Regions from separate parts of the Homo sapiens genome. Here region 1 is linked to region 2. A link is an interaction called in ENCODE POLR2A ChIA-PET data of the cell type or tissue named here. Cell type or tissue: Panc1. All regions are shown on one strand. Links, peaks and the distances in the headings refer to the core of each region. The heading gives the core; the rest is flanking DNA.

What was found. Peaks named below come from ENCODE experiments on the same cell type or tissue, not always from the same donor. Only the 100,000 strongest peaks of a DNase experiment are listed, where the experiment ranks them.
Region 1: POLR2A ChIA-PET joins it to region 2 with 6 read pairs; 1 of 35 experiments calls an interaction of 5 or more read pairs at or near these places.

Annotation. Positions count from the first base shown.
Region 1 is chr6:55,894,444-55,902,243 of GRCh38, forward strand. No RefSeq gene overlaps it. Among named protein-coding and RNA genes, the nearest start is that of BMP5, 23 kb to the left of the region's middle. In Panc1, for the core only: no CTCF peak of the experiment used is centred there; no DNase peak of the experiment used is centred there; H3K27ac peaks cover 1,789 bases.
Region 2 is chr6:55,773,274-55,781,073 of GRCh38, forward strand. BMP5 (bone morphogenetic protein 5) reads right to left here. Exons shown (of 7, transcript NM_021073.4): 4 at 776-970. Among named protein-coding and RNA genes, the nearest start is that of BMP5, 98 kb to the right of the region's middle. RefSeq lists an enhancer at 1,192-1,735. In Panc1, for the core only: no CTCF peak of the experiment used is centred there; no DNase peak of the experiment used is centred there; H3K27ac peaks cover 4,000 bases.

The DNA.
Region 1 (7,800 bases), core at 2,431-6,430, 120 kb after region 2:
CCATAATTTCTTGGGAAGTTTTTGTTTTTGTTTTCTTTGGTTTTATTTTGTTTTGTTTTGTTTTGTTTTGTTTTGTTTTGTTTGAGACGGAGTCTCTCTCTGTCGCCCAGGCTGGAGTGCAGTGGCATGATCTCAGCTCACTGCAAGCTCTGCCTCCCAGGTTCACGCCATTCTCCTGCCTCAGCCTCCCGAGTAGCTGGGACTACAGGCACCCTCCACCGTGCCTGGCTACTTTTTTGTATTTTTAGTAGAGACAGGGTTTCACCATGTTAGCCAGGATGGTCTCTATCTCCTGACCTCGTGATCTGCCCACCTCAGCCTCCCAAAGTGCTGGGATTACAGGCGCGAGCCACTGTGCCCGGCCCTGGGAAGTTTTAATAAACCTAAAATTAATTCCCTTTCAACCTCAAAATGATTCTGTATCTATTTTCTTTTTCTCTTCTATGTCATGCAAAGAGGTGCCTCCCGAATCGTCACAATGTCCCTCTGTGGTTGCAACGCCATACCATACTGCCTTGCCAAAGTTTATCCTTCACCAGTCATTCCTTTTTCAATATTTTCTACCATCCCACCTTTATCAGTCATTTGCTCCTTCTTTTCCAATATTTCAATATAATGCAAACTTTTGTGTTCACCTGTCAGTCCATCAAGTTATCATGTAATTTCTCACCTGTCCAAAATTCCACCATTTTATCACTACGTATTTGGTTATCTACTAGTATTAAGTTATTGTCCCCACAACTTAGCTGAAACTATTTCCTTACATGTCAACTCTCATCTCCTAGTTATAATATAAAATGGATGTTCTCTATCCTTAACTTTTCTTGTGTATCCCAACCACAGTTTTAAAAAATGTTTTGTAGAGAAAGAGTATCACTGTGTTGTCCAGGTTGGTCTCAAACTCCTAGTCTCAAGCAATCCTCCTACCTCATCTTCCCAAAGCACTGGGATTACAGGCATGAGCCACCACACCCCACCCTCAATAGCACTTGATACTGTAGTTATAATATTTAACAATGTTGACCCATTATTCACTGTGAAATTTTTTCTTCTCTTGAGTTATGTGGCACTGATTCTCCTTATTTCCTTTGTATATTTAGAAAAGCCTTTGATGTGTCTTTTTTATTAATTCTTTATCCTCCTATGCTTAGATAGATACATACATACTTTTCATAACTTCAGCTAATACTGTGTTGAAGATTATTAGCAAACCAGCATCTCTAGTCCTGACTTATTTCTGAACTTCAAGTCCCACATTTCTAGTTGCTCACTGGGTATTCAAAACTAAATAAACCAATGGCACCTTAGACTCAATATGAACAAAATAGAATTTATTGGTCCCTCTTTAAAACCTGAGTCCCCTATATTCCATAATGCATATCCCCTACATTATAGTCAATGTCAATTAAGCATTTTCTATGCTTCTGGTACTACGCTGTGTCTTGTTAATGCCAATATAAAAGATATAGTTTTTATCCTCAGGTCTAATGGAGAAGACAGAAATATAGAATTTAGTGTATTTTAATAGAGCTAAACCCAGATTTCCGCAGGTGTTTATCCCAGACTTACGACAATACAAAACAAATTTCTGAAAGGATGCTATCTAAGCTAAGTCCTGAACAAACGTAAATCACTAGCAGAGTTCTTGTTTGTTTTTTCTTTGTGTGCTTGCCAGCTATTATTTAACAACAGTATTCAACCTTGCATGTGTATCACAGTGATCTCCAGAACTGTTTTTCAAAGATGAAGTGTCTGACCTCACCTGAAAATCCTGTTTTGGCAGGGTTAGGTTATGAGCAAAACCATTTTATCATTCCAAAGCTCCTCACTTTAAACTTTGGCACTGATTTAGGATATCATTGATTTGTCCCCTAATGGAAAGAACTAAAATCAACTACAGAGAAAGATTTATTTTAAACATAGGAAAGCACTCCTTAGTCATTAAAAACTTGGGAAAGTACATGGCTGTTCTCATAGTCTTAGTCCATTTGTGCTGCTATGACAAAATACTTGAAGCTGAGTAATTGACAAATAATAGAGATTTATTTCTCACAGTTCTGGAGGATGAAAGTCCAAGATCAAGGTGCTGGCAGTTTCTGTCTGGTGAGGGCTACTTTCAGTTTCCAAGAATAACATCTTATTGCATTCTCGGACAGGGATGAATACTGCGTCCTCACATGGTGAAAGGGATAGAAAGGATAAATTTGCCCTCTCAGGTCCTTTTAGAGGGCACTAATTCATTTATGAGGGCAAGGCCCTCATTACCTAATTATCACCTAAAGGCCCTACCTTTTAATATTGTAGCATTGGGGGTTATGTTTCAATAAAAATTTTGGAGGGAACACAAACATTCAAACCATAGCACATAAGTTCACTTCTGTCATGAAGTCTTTCAAGACCTTTCCCTCAATTCCAGAGACACCATCTGTGATACATCTCTATCAATGTCCTATCAATAAACTTATCTCTTGTGTCTGCCTCTTCCAACAGATAATGAGTTCCTTGAGAGCAAGGATTTTGGCTTTTTCATCTTTGGGATTCAGAACTAAACAATACTAGGCACATTGTTAGATGTTCTGTAATGTTTATGGATGAACTAATGAATAAGAATTACTCAAGTGAATATTGGCTAACAAATATGCTAAGAAAATGTAAGAGCAAATATAGAGGTCAGAAAAACCATGCTTATTCAAAGGTAGAATGCAAGGATGCTTGTAGCCAGAGATGAGGCTGGAGAGGCAAGCATGAATCTGATTGTAAAGAGCTTTGGATCCAGTGCTATAGTTTTTGGACTTTATCCTAAAAGTTATAAGGAACTTCTGAAAAACGTTTAGAAGTATACTGTAATTGAACAAATTTAAGTCATATTTTTAAGCTGTGCATTCAGGTGAGCAAAATTTTAACATACTTTTTCTAAAATGCACTTCAACCTCAATTTTGAATCTCCATTATAATTCTTTAGCCAATTCTATGGAAAAACAGTTATTTCAAATTCAAATGCTTTCTATGCAAGATTTTCTGTCCTTCTACTCCTGTTTCTCTTCAGGGGGTAATTCATGAAAGAAAGACATCTGGTCTCTGGCCATTGGCAACTGTCCATGCTGTCATCTACTGAAATGCAGAGTCAAGCAGAGCTCTTGGGATTCTAATTGGGTCAACTGGATAAATGTTATTACAGTTCACTAAGAAAAAAGATAGAAGAGTAAGACTTAGTCTGAGGAGGGGTCGGGACAGAGAATGTTATCTTTGCAGGGCTTCGATTACAGTCAGGAGATTAACTCAAGTAGGCAGATGGACATCTGGGATCTAGAGCTCAGGAGGAAAAGGTGAAATAGAAATGATGATTTTGGGATTCATCAACAAAATGTCTGGTAAAGACAGATACTCAATAAATATTTGTTTAAAAAACATTGGAAATTAAGGTTGAAACTATGGGAATGCATGTGTAGAATTATAAGATGTAAAGGCTGAAAATAGAAAGTTAGGAAACTCCAACATATATGAAATGGGTTAAGGAAGCATTGTTCTTTAAATAACCAAATATGTAGGAAAAGAAACTAAGAGATAATGGTGTCACAGAAACCAAGATAGGAGAGAGTTGAAAATGATTAATTAATTACCATTATCAAATAGTTAGTGAAGTAAAGATAAGGAATAGAAATCTAGCCTATTAAGCCACAAAGAGATCATCATCAAAGACCTTTGCCTAAAAAGTTTTGGTGGAGGGGTGTAGATGGAAGCCAGATTTCAAAGGGTATGGAAAGCAAAATAATGAAAATAATGAAAATAATAAAGAAATATTTTATAAAAAATTAGAAGAGTAAAAGGAAAGGGAGAGATAGGTTTGCTACTAAAGACAAAATTAGAGTGAAATTCTGAATAGTTGGTTGCATTTAAAATTGAAAAACATAACTTTTTCACTAGTCGGTTTGTTAGTCTCAAACAGATATTTGGTTATACTCTTCTCTTCAATACATAACCTATATCAACATCAGTTGCTAAATGCTTTGAATTTTTTCCCTGTAGACGTTTACATTTCTTTCATTCTTCTATTATGACTCCCATGAAGTATAACGTCTTTTGATTCTTCCTTAAGTCACCTTGCACAACACTCTTAATTACTAAAGTACTGCTTGGATCATGTCACACATCTTCATTGTTTTTGGTACTTTCCTATTTCCTATCAGATAAACTAAACACTACTCTTATTTATGGAGAGAAAACAAAAAAGAATCTCAAATTGTTGCTCAGCTCAACAGCCATAAACCTCATTTTTAGAAGACTCTACCATTGTTCATGCCATTTCTTATGCCTAGAGATAATGCCCTCTTCACTTTTTCCACTATCCAAATTCCACTTATCATCTAAGACTCACTCTGGAAGTCATCTCAACAATGATATTTGCTTTAATCTCCTCGGGTGACAGAGATCCCTCTTTCCTGGTCAATGTGACAGTCCTGAATTTTTAGAGCTCCATCACCCTCTTATGCTGTTTGTGTTAAAGTTACTGGTGTCTTTAAATCTTCTGTGAGACAGTAAACAACTTGAAGATAGAGAATATGTCTTGTGTATCTTTTAGCCATCACAAAACTTTACATAGTAGATGTTCAACAACACCAGTAAAGATATGAATCTGTTTGTTAGTAATGTTAGTGCAAGAAAGGTCAAAAAAAAAAAAAGGAGGTGCAAAAGAGTGAGACAGAATTATTTTACTGTCTATTCAGTAAACTGAGACATTCATAGATCATATATTAAGACTTCTTAATCAGGGTTATAAAAATCCATTTAAAAATGAATTCATGACCAGGCACGGTGGCTTATGCCTGTAATCCCAGCACTTTGGGAGGCCAAGGCAGGTGGATCATGAGGTCAGGAGATCAAGACCATCCTGGCCAACGTGGTAAAATCCCATCTTTACTAAAAATACAAAAATTAGCCAGGCATGGTGGCACATATCTGTAGTCCCAGCTACTCGGGAGGCTGAGGCAGGAGAATCGCTTGAACCAGGGAGTCGGAGGTTGCAGTGAGTTGAGACTGTGCCACTGCACTCCAGCCTGGTGACAGAGTGAGACTCCATCTCAAAAAAAAAATCATTATACACAAATGATAATGATACTAATAGTAGAGTCTCCAACATACTTTAAAAATACTATGAAGCTATGCACCTTGAAAGAATTCTTTACCTTCTGGCCAGTGCTAGAGAGGTAACGGGTCCTGCGTGCTTATTATCCTGAAGGGGTCTAGTAGTGAATGAAGTTAAGAATAATGGTCCCATGGAAAGCTTTTGAACTAAGAAATAATTCCCGTTTGAATTAACAAGTAAGTCTGGAGCTTGTTTTCTATTCAAAACAGTTTGTTGTTATATAGTAAGAGATAGGAAAAAGGTAAGCCACAGGACCTCCTCAAGAATCTTGAAGTCTAACAGGAGAGGCAGAAAAATTGATGATAGCCTGAGATTATCACCCAGCCTCAAAGATCCAGCCCTAAGCTGAACATGTCCAGGGAAGCCAGCAGAAATCACTCATGGCCCCACTGCCGTTATGGACTGACTGTTGTCTCAGAGAGCCATCTCTGCAGCGCCTCTGCCTCTACAGACCAGAGCTGGAAATCTTCTCTGGGATAACTCCAAGGTCTTCAGCTCTGGCTCCTCAGCCTGTGGAGCTTGAGTCTCCCAAGCATGATGGCTATGGCCTAGTGCGCAGGAAGAGCCAGGTCATCTCCTCCTCCTCCTCCTTCTCCTCCACCCTGCCAGCATTTATGCTGTCTCCACCCCTTACACCCTGCACTAATGCTCTTCAGCTCAGATTTACCACAAATCAGAGCTGTTCACTAGAAATAATAATTCCACTCATCAGAGCCACAAATGTAATTTTAAATTTTCTGGTAGCCACATTTTTTTAATGTACAATGAAACCAGTAAAACTAATTTTCATTTTAGTAATATTTAAGCCCATATATCCAACATATTAGCATGTAAACATGTTATCAAAAGTTATTTATATAGTTTGCATTTTTATACTGTCTTTCAAATCCAGTGTTGTATTTTATGCTTATAGTGCTTTTCAATCCAGAGTAGCCATATTTGAATTCAGACTTGTAACACAGAGATTATCATAATGCACAGCAAAGTTCTAGATATTTGACATCCATGTGGAGACTGAGAAAAGAAAAGATACTCAACACAGTAAAGTTGGGCATGTCCACCTTGCCTACTCTACCATACCCTAGTTACCAGATTCTGGAAGGAACATGTGGTCCTCTGAGCCCTTCCAGTGGTAATTATCAAGTATACTTAAGTACCGTTAGGACCTGGAGGTCCCAAATAATGTCAAATATAAAGAGTAATATTGAATATCCTCCTTATTCTTGATTAAAAAAAAGCGTATCTGACATTTTTCTATTAAGTATAACATTTGCTCTAGATTGTTAGTATGTGCTGTCTATTATCCTTAACTTGTAATGTTTTTTCATCAACAATGAATTTTTATTCTTATCAAATGATGAACTTCTATTAAGAACATCTGAAATTTTTTCATTCCTTAATCTGTTAATGTAGCAAATTTATTAATATACTTTCTAATGTCAAGCCAAACTTGAAACTAGAATACAAGAATTTAATATTTGGTATGTTATCTAAATTCAGTTTGCTACTATTTTGCTTAAGTGTTTTTCCCTCTATGTTCATGAGTAGACGGGCCTGTTATTTTTATTTTACTCCATCTATCTAATTTTGATATGAAGTTACTTTAGTATTGCAAAAAAAATCTATTCTGTAGTTTTCTACTGCCTAGGAATTTTTTTACGACCAAAATCATCTATACCTTTAAAAGTTTGTAGAACTCATTTATAAAATTGCCTAGATCTGATGTTTTCTTTGTGTAAAGATTAACTAATGATTCAATGTCTTTAAATGTTATTTAACAACCCAAGTTTTCTATTTTAAAAAGTCATAAGAAAAGACAGACTAAAAGAAATGCTATACTACAGATACAGATGTAATTGCTGTCAAAATATTAAAAATTAAGATAGCTAAAGAGAAACAGAAAAGAAGAGGTTGTAGGCCCTAAGTTAAGATTTGAAAGATGATAGAGAATAGGCCCGCGCTGGCCAGGAGGTGGAAATCCTGACACAATGCATCGTAGGAGTATAATTTCAAAAGCATCAGCTGTGTAATATGTTCATGGAGGAGCAAATGTTCAAGTCTGGGTGCACTTCATAAAAAAAAAATAGAAGAAAATGAAAAGCAGACTGGAACTTGAATTCAGTGCTTAGGTGTTTGGACCTGACCTTAGTTATTTATAAGTTGTCAAAAATAATGGAACTGTTTCCTTGTCTTTGTTTATTGACAGATTAGAGCTGCCTAATATTGTTATGAATCAACATGTGTTGTACTCTTCTTGTTTACTTTTGTCAACATTTTCTAAGTTTACAAATTATTCTGTAGTGTTCTGAGAAAACTAGTGCTAGTAATGGTTACATCACATCTTGAGTGTCTTTCCCTTTAAAATTTTATCTGAAAGGAGAGAATCAGGCTCATGGTTAATCAGTTACTTCCTGGATGAAATAACGATTTTCACCCTACATAAAAAATAAAATGGAAAAAGTGTAAAACTTTAACTAGGAGTTACTTTATGATGGACTTACGTTATTTCTGTCCTAGCCAGTTTAATGCTAGAAATTGTTATAAAATACTGTGATACATAAAGAATAAGATACTGGTCCTGGCCCAGGAATTTAGCAGCTTGATAACTCTGAGAGAGGAGAACTGTAGGAGAGCTATAATTTATTGACTCCTGTTAT
Region 2 (7,800 bases), core at 1,792-5,791:
TCAATTTTTGAACTAAAATAGCCACCATTTTCATCTAACAGCTTACTGTTTGCATCCTGGACTAAACAAGGTACTTCTTGGTATAAATAATACGATTAAGCCACTACAAATTTTGGCAGTTAGATGCTTTCTGATCAATTGAAATTTGATCCCTCTATAATTAACAGATTAATTTGCAAAGACTGACATGAATTGTGCATTCGTAATATTTTGTTGAAAGACTGTGTGTGTGTGTGTGTGTGTGTGTGTGTGTGTAGACACACCTGAAGAAAATTAGATAATAGTCCTCCAAATAATGAAAAGGTAAATATTTTAATCATTGTCTTCTTATGTCTTTCTCCTGCTAATCTCAGAAAAATAAAACTGAGTAGCATAATTCACATGTATTGACTTAAGTACGAAAGAAAGGATTTTACATTTAATTTACCTGGTTGACCATCCATTTTTGAAAGGCCCTGAGGAAGTTAGCTCAGCAAGTCATGTAGCTCAGTTCTGGCTAGATTGTGTTGATTAGCCATTTCATAATTTTATTACTGTCATCTTGACTTTAATTTGAACTGAATCTTTCAACATATGAAGGCAACTCATATGTATTTTAAAATGAATTACTGAGTGATTCACTGATGAAACATTCTGGGATGCTAGAAACATCACTGGAAGATTTAATGTACCATCCGAAGGTATACATAGAGGGTAAATTTATTGTGGCTACTTGATTTGCAGCATACGACCCCATAACTCTCTGTGCATAACTGCTGCTCGGGTTTATTCTTACCTCCAACACTGGACATTCTGGAGGAGTCCTGATGAGAGCTGGATTTATTGCGGTTTTGATTTTTTCGTTTGTTGGCTGCTCTCACGGATCGAAGAAGTACCTCACTCGCCTTGAAGAAGGCCACCATGAATGGTTGTTTTGACTGAGGTCCCTGTCTTCCCACAAGACCAGCAGATTTTACGTTGATACTGCGTCCTAGAACGTAATACAAAAGCACTTGGTTTATGAAAAAGAAAGAACAATTACCTGATGTGAATGAATTCTGAGGGTACTTTGAAAAGGGGAAAAGTTTTAAAACATTATCAGAATGCCTTCCTTACAGGCCAAGATTCTTATAAATATTGAGGCTTACTATTACAGACAATTATCCATCTATGGTGTTACATCTTGCATCATTCTTCCACCACAGAATACCCTCCAGCTGCTTTCACTCACTGAGAGCTTCTCAGACCTTGAAGTCAAGAATACTATAAATTGGAAGATTTGACTACTCATTCGCCTGGAAATGTCCACATTAAATAACAATTTAAAAAAATATTAGCTATGGGCTCTTCGGCACTAAATGCCCTGTAATTTTCCTTTAAGTTATAAAAGCCGAATACTTGGCAGGGTGTTTCTACTTTCTCCAGCCTATTCGAAGCCTTTCAAGTGTTAATTAGTGGTGATAGCCTTTCCACCTTCACTTCTGGCCAGTGCCCAGCAACCTTTACTAAGCTGCACTACACTTAAAGTTCTTCACAAGTCATTCTGGAAGCCTAGTCTGGGGATGGAGGTCTGCTTTAAGCCGCAGTTATTAAAAGTAGTGGCAAAAACTGCAATTACCTTTGCACCAACCTGATAATTATCAATATGAAGTATTGTGAAATAAACATAGAAATTTTGGAATTCCTCCCCTTCTGAGTTTTGACACACCTAAATGTTTACTGAAAGGAATTCAGAAGAGGCAAACCAAGCCTGGAGACTCTCAGAAAGAAGAATAAACAATCCAAGTGAGCTTCAAGACTCAAATTTGCCTATAAACTAGCCTGTGTCTCAGACCCTTATGTGTTCTTTGATGTGGTTATATATCAGTGAAAAGGGACACAACAAGTACCAATATAGGAGTGAGTTAAAAGTCAAGGTGCCCTAGAGATAAAGTTGATAAAGTACCTCTCCCATGTGGGTAGTAATAATAATACTTAAAACTATGTCAAATCACTTTGGAGTGGTTGCTGTGCTAGGCATCTTTCTAAGTAGTTTCCATGCATTATTTAATTGGATTCCACAAATGCCCTACAGTTAGGTATTAATAGTATCCTCTTTTAGTAGTTTTTATTAGGCTCTTCTAATTTAAAATAATCACTGAAAATTATATTTTATATATATGTGAAAAAGAAAACCATTGATATCTGGTTCAATGAAAATCATTCAAAGATGATATTTAACCTTAAATTGTAAATTTGGTTAAGAATTATGTATATCTTATGCAAAGTTGCTACTCTAGATACAGAAGTTAGCAATCTTTTAAGAGTAACATATAATGTGGTTTGAAATATGTGCATGATTGACTCTGGCTTGCCCCATGAGAGATGTGCATGTTTTCTTAAAATATTTATTCAGTAAAGACTGTGGAGCAACCTCAGTCCATTATAAAACCTGACCCACCTTAGAAGAAAGGAAAGGAAAGCAAGTCCCCAAAATGGCATCAATGGCATTTTAGCAAATAAACCCTTGCTCTTAACAAAATTTATTTTGGCAGCATAAAAACTTTTGTGTATACTTCCATTGTGCAGAGAACAAGACCGTCAGAAAATGAGACCGTGTCGTATAAGGTTGTGCAGCTGTTGAGAGGGACGGACACAGGGGTTCTTCAAATGTGGAGGTATTGGTTGAAAAAAAAAAAAAGGCTGCATCAATTTAGACAGCATAGGTATCCTCCACAGTTGTCTTACAACCTACTGGGAAAAGTTGTCCAATTCCTACAAGTATTAAAATGGCCATCTGCCTCACAAATGCCACTATACTGAGTTCTACAAGAGAAGGGACTTACAAATAATCAAAGCAGTAAACCTTAAACAAATAAGCATATAGATTTCTCTTTTAAATGCAAACTTACAGTGGCTCTATGCCAGAGTCTATATTTTTTAGAAAAACTCTATCACTGGCATAAATGAAAGAGGCAGTTTGATTTGTGGTCCGAGCAGTTTCCATTCTACTTCCACTGTAACAAATGTATTAATTCAGCTCAGACTTCCTCCTTCTGGCAGCCCTTTCACTGTAAAAAGAGAAATTAGAAGTTCCAGCCAAATACCATACCTTGAACTGACCCACTTCAATACATAAACACTTTTACAACATGTTTATTCAGGTGTAGCACTTGAAATTGGTTTAAGATGTTTCCAGTGACAGAGAGCTTAGCAAAAGAAAAAAAAAAGAACTGAGAAACTTAACTGTTATAGAATAGAATAACTAGCAATCTGTTCTTTAAATTTTTTCATTTTTTTTTTCTGTCTTGGAGTACAACATAAAAAAGTATTTGACGAAGCTTTTATTTTGATATTTTAATGAAGTGTTAATTTAACAGGAGCTAAATTTTAACTTGTATACATTGATGACTGCAGAAATCATTTTTAATGTATGATCTTTCTAATACTGAAATAGGTTGCTGAGAGATGTTCATAAATGGAATACAATAAAATCAATTTTCCATTCATTACAACACACACTGACTCTTTTATAGTTAAATAAGCACTTAACAAGAAGTTCCAAGTTTCCTTTGGGTTGCCAGGGGGTTTCTTTTGTTATTATTCCAAAGACTTTCAATATTTTAATTTTTATCTGTGGAGAAATAATACGGATCTGAAGATTTATGTTCTAAAAACTGAAAAGATGTGTGTATGTTACAAATACGGGTTTCTTGGGTTTTACAAAGGTGGATATTGTATTTGAAGCAAAGTACCCTCCAAACCAATGTGAACTCCCTTTAAAATAACTTTTAATATTATTAAGTTTCCTCTTGGTTTCCTTTTTACTTCAGCAATGGAGTGACTATTAAGATTCCACAAGTTAATGCTTGCTCAGTTACCCTTGGTCTTGAGCTACACCATAGATGCATTAACTATTTGACCTAGTATTTCAGAAACAATACACTTATATTGATTATGTTGACTAAACCTTTTCAAAGACTGAATAGTTATTTTAGTAGAAGTACTGAGAGAAACCCAGACTACACCGTATGTATTAAAAAAAAAGTAAATTCTTTATAAAACTTTATTTGAACTTTTTAAATGATATTATTAAACATACAGTATGTTTTAGATATTGCAAATATATAACTGAAGAAGCCTACCTAAAGCATTTTGATTTAGAAACACATTACCTTTACATGTGTGTATCAACATGGATTTAATTTTCAAAGCTGATTCTTGTTTTAGAGTAGTTTCTAGTTTAAAAACATACATAAAGATGAAGCATTGAATATACAGTGGAAATGAAAATGGGGGTGAGGTAACAAAAAGAACATTAAAATAAAGTATGGTAAGGATACCAGCTTGAGCCCAAGCTTAGTCACCTTAGGATTCAGACACATCCAGGCATAGCTAGAACAGTGATAGATTTGATTCGCCAGGCATATATTTAAAGAAGATTGAGCAATTTTGTGGGCAAGAAGTCATCTTAAGAAAAAGATGAGCTGCAGTGATATTTTTTTAAGTCTATAACTCAGAGTTACTTCTGGCACAGCTTCAATAGATGCATGTTTAACTCCTAGAAAGAAAGGGAATCAAAGAAAATCTAATACATCCCTTTTACCCAAAGTCTCTAAAATACTGGGAAGACAAGGTAGCACTACTTTGGAACTTAGTTAACAGACTGGCAGAAGTGGTGAACAAAGATTCTCTCTATATGAGAAGAATGGCTTCTGAGCAGTTCCACATTGGGTCAGGATGGCAGCAACAGAATGATCTCCGAAATTATCTTCTGTATTAGTCATCAGCATTGACTTCAAAGAGTAGTACCAGCTCAAAGCTGAGCGGAGCAGCAATCTGACAACACTGGGAGTTTTAATGTGCATCAATAACTATACCAAAGCAAAGCAAGAGACAATGCCAGTAATGGGATAAAGTGGCTCCAATTGCAAGAGAAAAATTCCCTTGTATGATATCCATGTCTTGATGTGGACACTGGAAAGAGGGTAGGGATGTGATCTGCTAAATGGATGGGGTGGTAATAGGAGGTAAAAAGCTTGGTTGCTGGAAGCTGTTCAAGCTTAAACACACAAATGGGAGGGAAGAAGAGACAGCAGAGAGGAGATTGAAAGGGTTCTTGAAGGATGTGCCAACATTTCAGTGATCTTGCTGGTGGCAGTTAGACCCAAAGAAACATTGTTTATTCCTAATTATTTCAGGTTTGGGTATCATATAATACTTGGATTATGAAATGAAAGTGGTAATGACTATAACTGTAGGCATCCAGAGTTTGTTATTGACATAGATATTGTCTTTTTGTATTTACAAAAACAAAACAAAACAAAAAACAAACAAAAATATTAAATATTTGCTCGTGAAAAGTTTTTTAAGAAATATTTATACCTTGTCCATCTTATTTTCTCCTCAAAATTATTGTACCAGAATCATAAAGAAACAATTTGAGCAGCAAATATATGGGTATATTATTTTACAGTTTTATTAACTCAGTGAACAAAGATAGGATTGGACTGATATCTTCTAAGAAATTATTATTCTATTCATAAAGAGATCAAGAAGGATGTAGATGAGGCTGGAGCGCTGAACTACTAAATTTTGTCATAATTGGGGCTGGAGATTCAATCCTTCTAGATCTGCTACTCTAACCCAAATGACTTCATATAAGTACTGAGGTTAGTGTATTGTGGTCACATTTGCCTAAGAACACAACTGAAACTATTTCAAATTTATAGTCACAGGGAAGGTAGACTGGCAAACCAAAGCTCTATCCCAGACTCACCGGTTTTGTATTTCAGACCACTCCTTTTGGAAAATATGATTTTCAAAATGTTTATTTCTTTCAAAACAGAGTTATTAAAGGAGATTCTGACATAAAACAGCTCTTCAGACACATGTTGATGTTATAAGGATAAGTGGTTCCAAATATGATCATTGAGTTTCCCTCTAGGATACACAGTTTGAAAAACATTCATTTGAGGATTTATCAGAGTCTAAACGTTGATATCACTTTGAGATGTTAGCATACATTCCAGTTCGTTTTTTTCTCCTCTAAACCCACGGTAATTGACTGCTTAACCCAAAACACCTGTGATGGAACTTGTGCACAAATTATCTTTTCTTCATTTCAAAAATGGCTCTTGCAGTATCCGTTATGGACTCCTTAGCAGTAGTCAAATCAGTGTATTATCTCCCATCCACACATCTATCTGATCTTCACTTATTTTCAACCTGTGATTAACTTTGATTCTGGTACTGTGAAATTATGGATTATATGACTCTAAATTATACTAGAATTCTACCCTTTTTAGAAACTGATCATTTAAAACGTACAGAATTCACCACCCAGCATACAGAATAAATCATTTTTATATGAGATTTTAAGGAATGTGAGGAAGATAGAATCTTGTCTACTTAAATTCTATATATACTTAAATTTACTATAATCTTAAATTAAGTATATTGTAATCTAGCTACAAATTTCAACTTTGTTATACTTTGATGAAAAATTTGCATCTTTTGTAGTTTTATTGTAAAAGCGCAGACCTGTTGCCAGAGTTAAGTATACAGACTTGAAGTATCACAAACAGAAATTTAGCGTTCCTCCTTATTACTTTCTTGTTTTTCAAATGGTTTACATTGCTTTATAAATTCAAACAAAAATAAGGAAAAGTTGGGATTTTAAACTATTTTTTAAGTATTAAAATTTTCTTTTAACTGTAGAGAACAGGATAAGATTTTTGAGTGATTCTTCACAGTAATTCTGGGGTTCTGTTTAACAAATGAGGTTTGGCGTACAATACCTTGGCTGGACTTTTCTCTTCTCTTCTTTTTACTGACATTTAAAAGAGTAATCTAAAAAAAAAGCCACTTTGCCAGTATTATATATTGATAATTATATATTATTGGTAATGTGTGAAAATCAAAGGAAGGGACAAATGTAATAATATGTACAAACAAGCATAGGATTCTGTGGCTCATAAGTAAAGGGGAAAAAAAAGACGGACTGGAAAAATGAAATCCAGGAAGGGCTATTATTAGTAGCAGTACCCTGACACACTGATATGAACTATGAGTTGAGAGTTTTCTGTGGATAAGAAACGTGCTTATGGCCAGGAATGGTGGCTCACGCCTGTAATCCCAGCACTTTGGGAGGCCAAGGTGGGCCAATCACAAGGTCAGAAGATCGAGACCATTCTGGTTAACACAGTGAAACCCCATCACTACTAAAAAAAAAAAAAAAAAGAAAGAAAGAAAGAAAGAAAGAAAGAAACGTGGTTACAACTCCTGGTAACATATAGCAGTAGAAGAAATCCATTTTTCTATATGATTTGGGTATGTTAGGGATAAAGAAGTTTAAAGGGGATAGAGATTTTTTAAAGTGTTGACATTCTTTCTAAAAATTTTGCAGAAGATACTGTCGTGCCCCACAGTTTGATAAAGTGACGGGGCTTAGAAAAGAAACGGGATATTTGGTCAGAAACATTGGCAGGATAACTAAAGTCATGCAGGGGGAGAAACACAAACCCTTGAGAACCCAAGCTCATGAGGGTCCAGGAAGTAGGGCCTGAGGACAGAGAAGCTGAGAACTGTAAAGCAGCATGGCCAGAGGTTTGTGCCCAGTTGTGGAAGCTGTCCAGAATGCTGAAATGTTTTATTGCATGGAGGGCAGGACTGAGGTGATGGAAAATGATTAGTTTCCTTCCATGGGACATCACTCTGAAATGAGGGGCTTGCTGTCTCGGGCATGACAAGCCCAACAAATGTGTTTTACTTGGTCCCTATTTTCAGCCGCTAGAAATATGAATCTCACGCTAGGGATTGTAGTTTACCTCCACAAAAGCA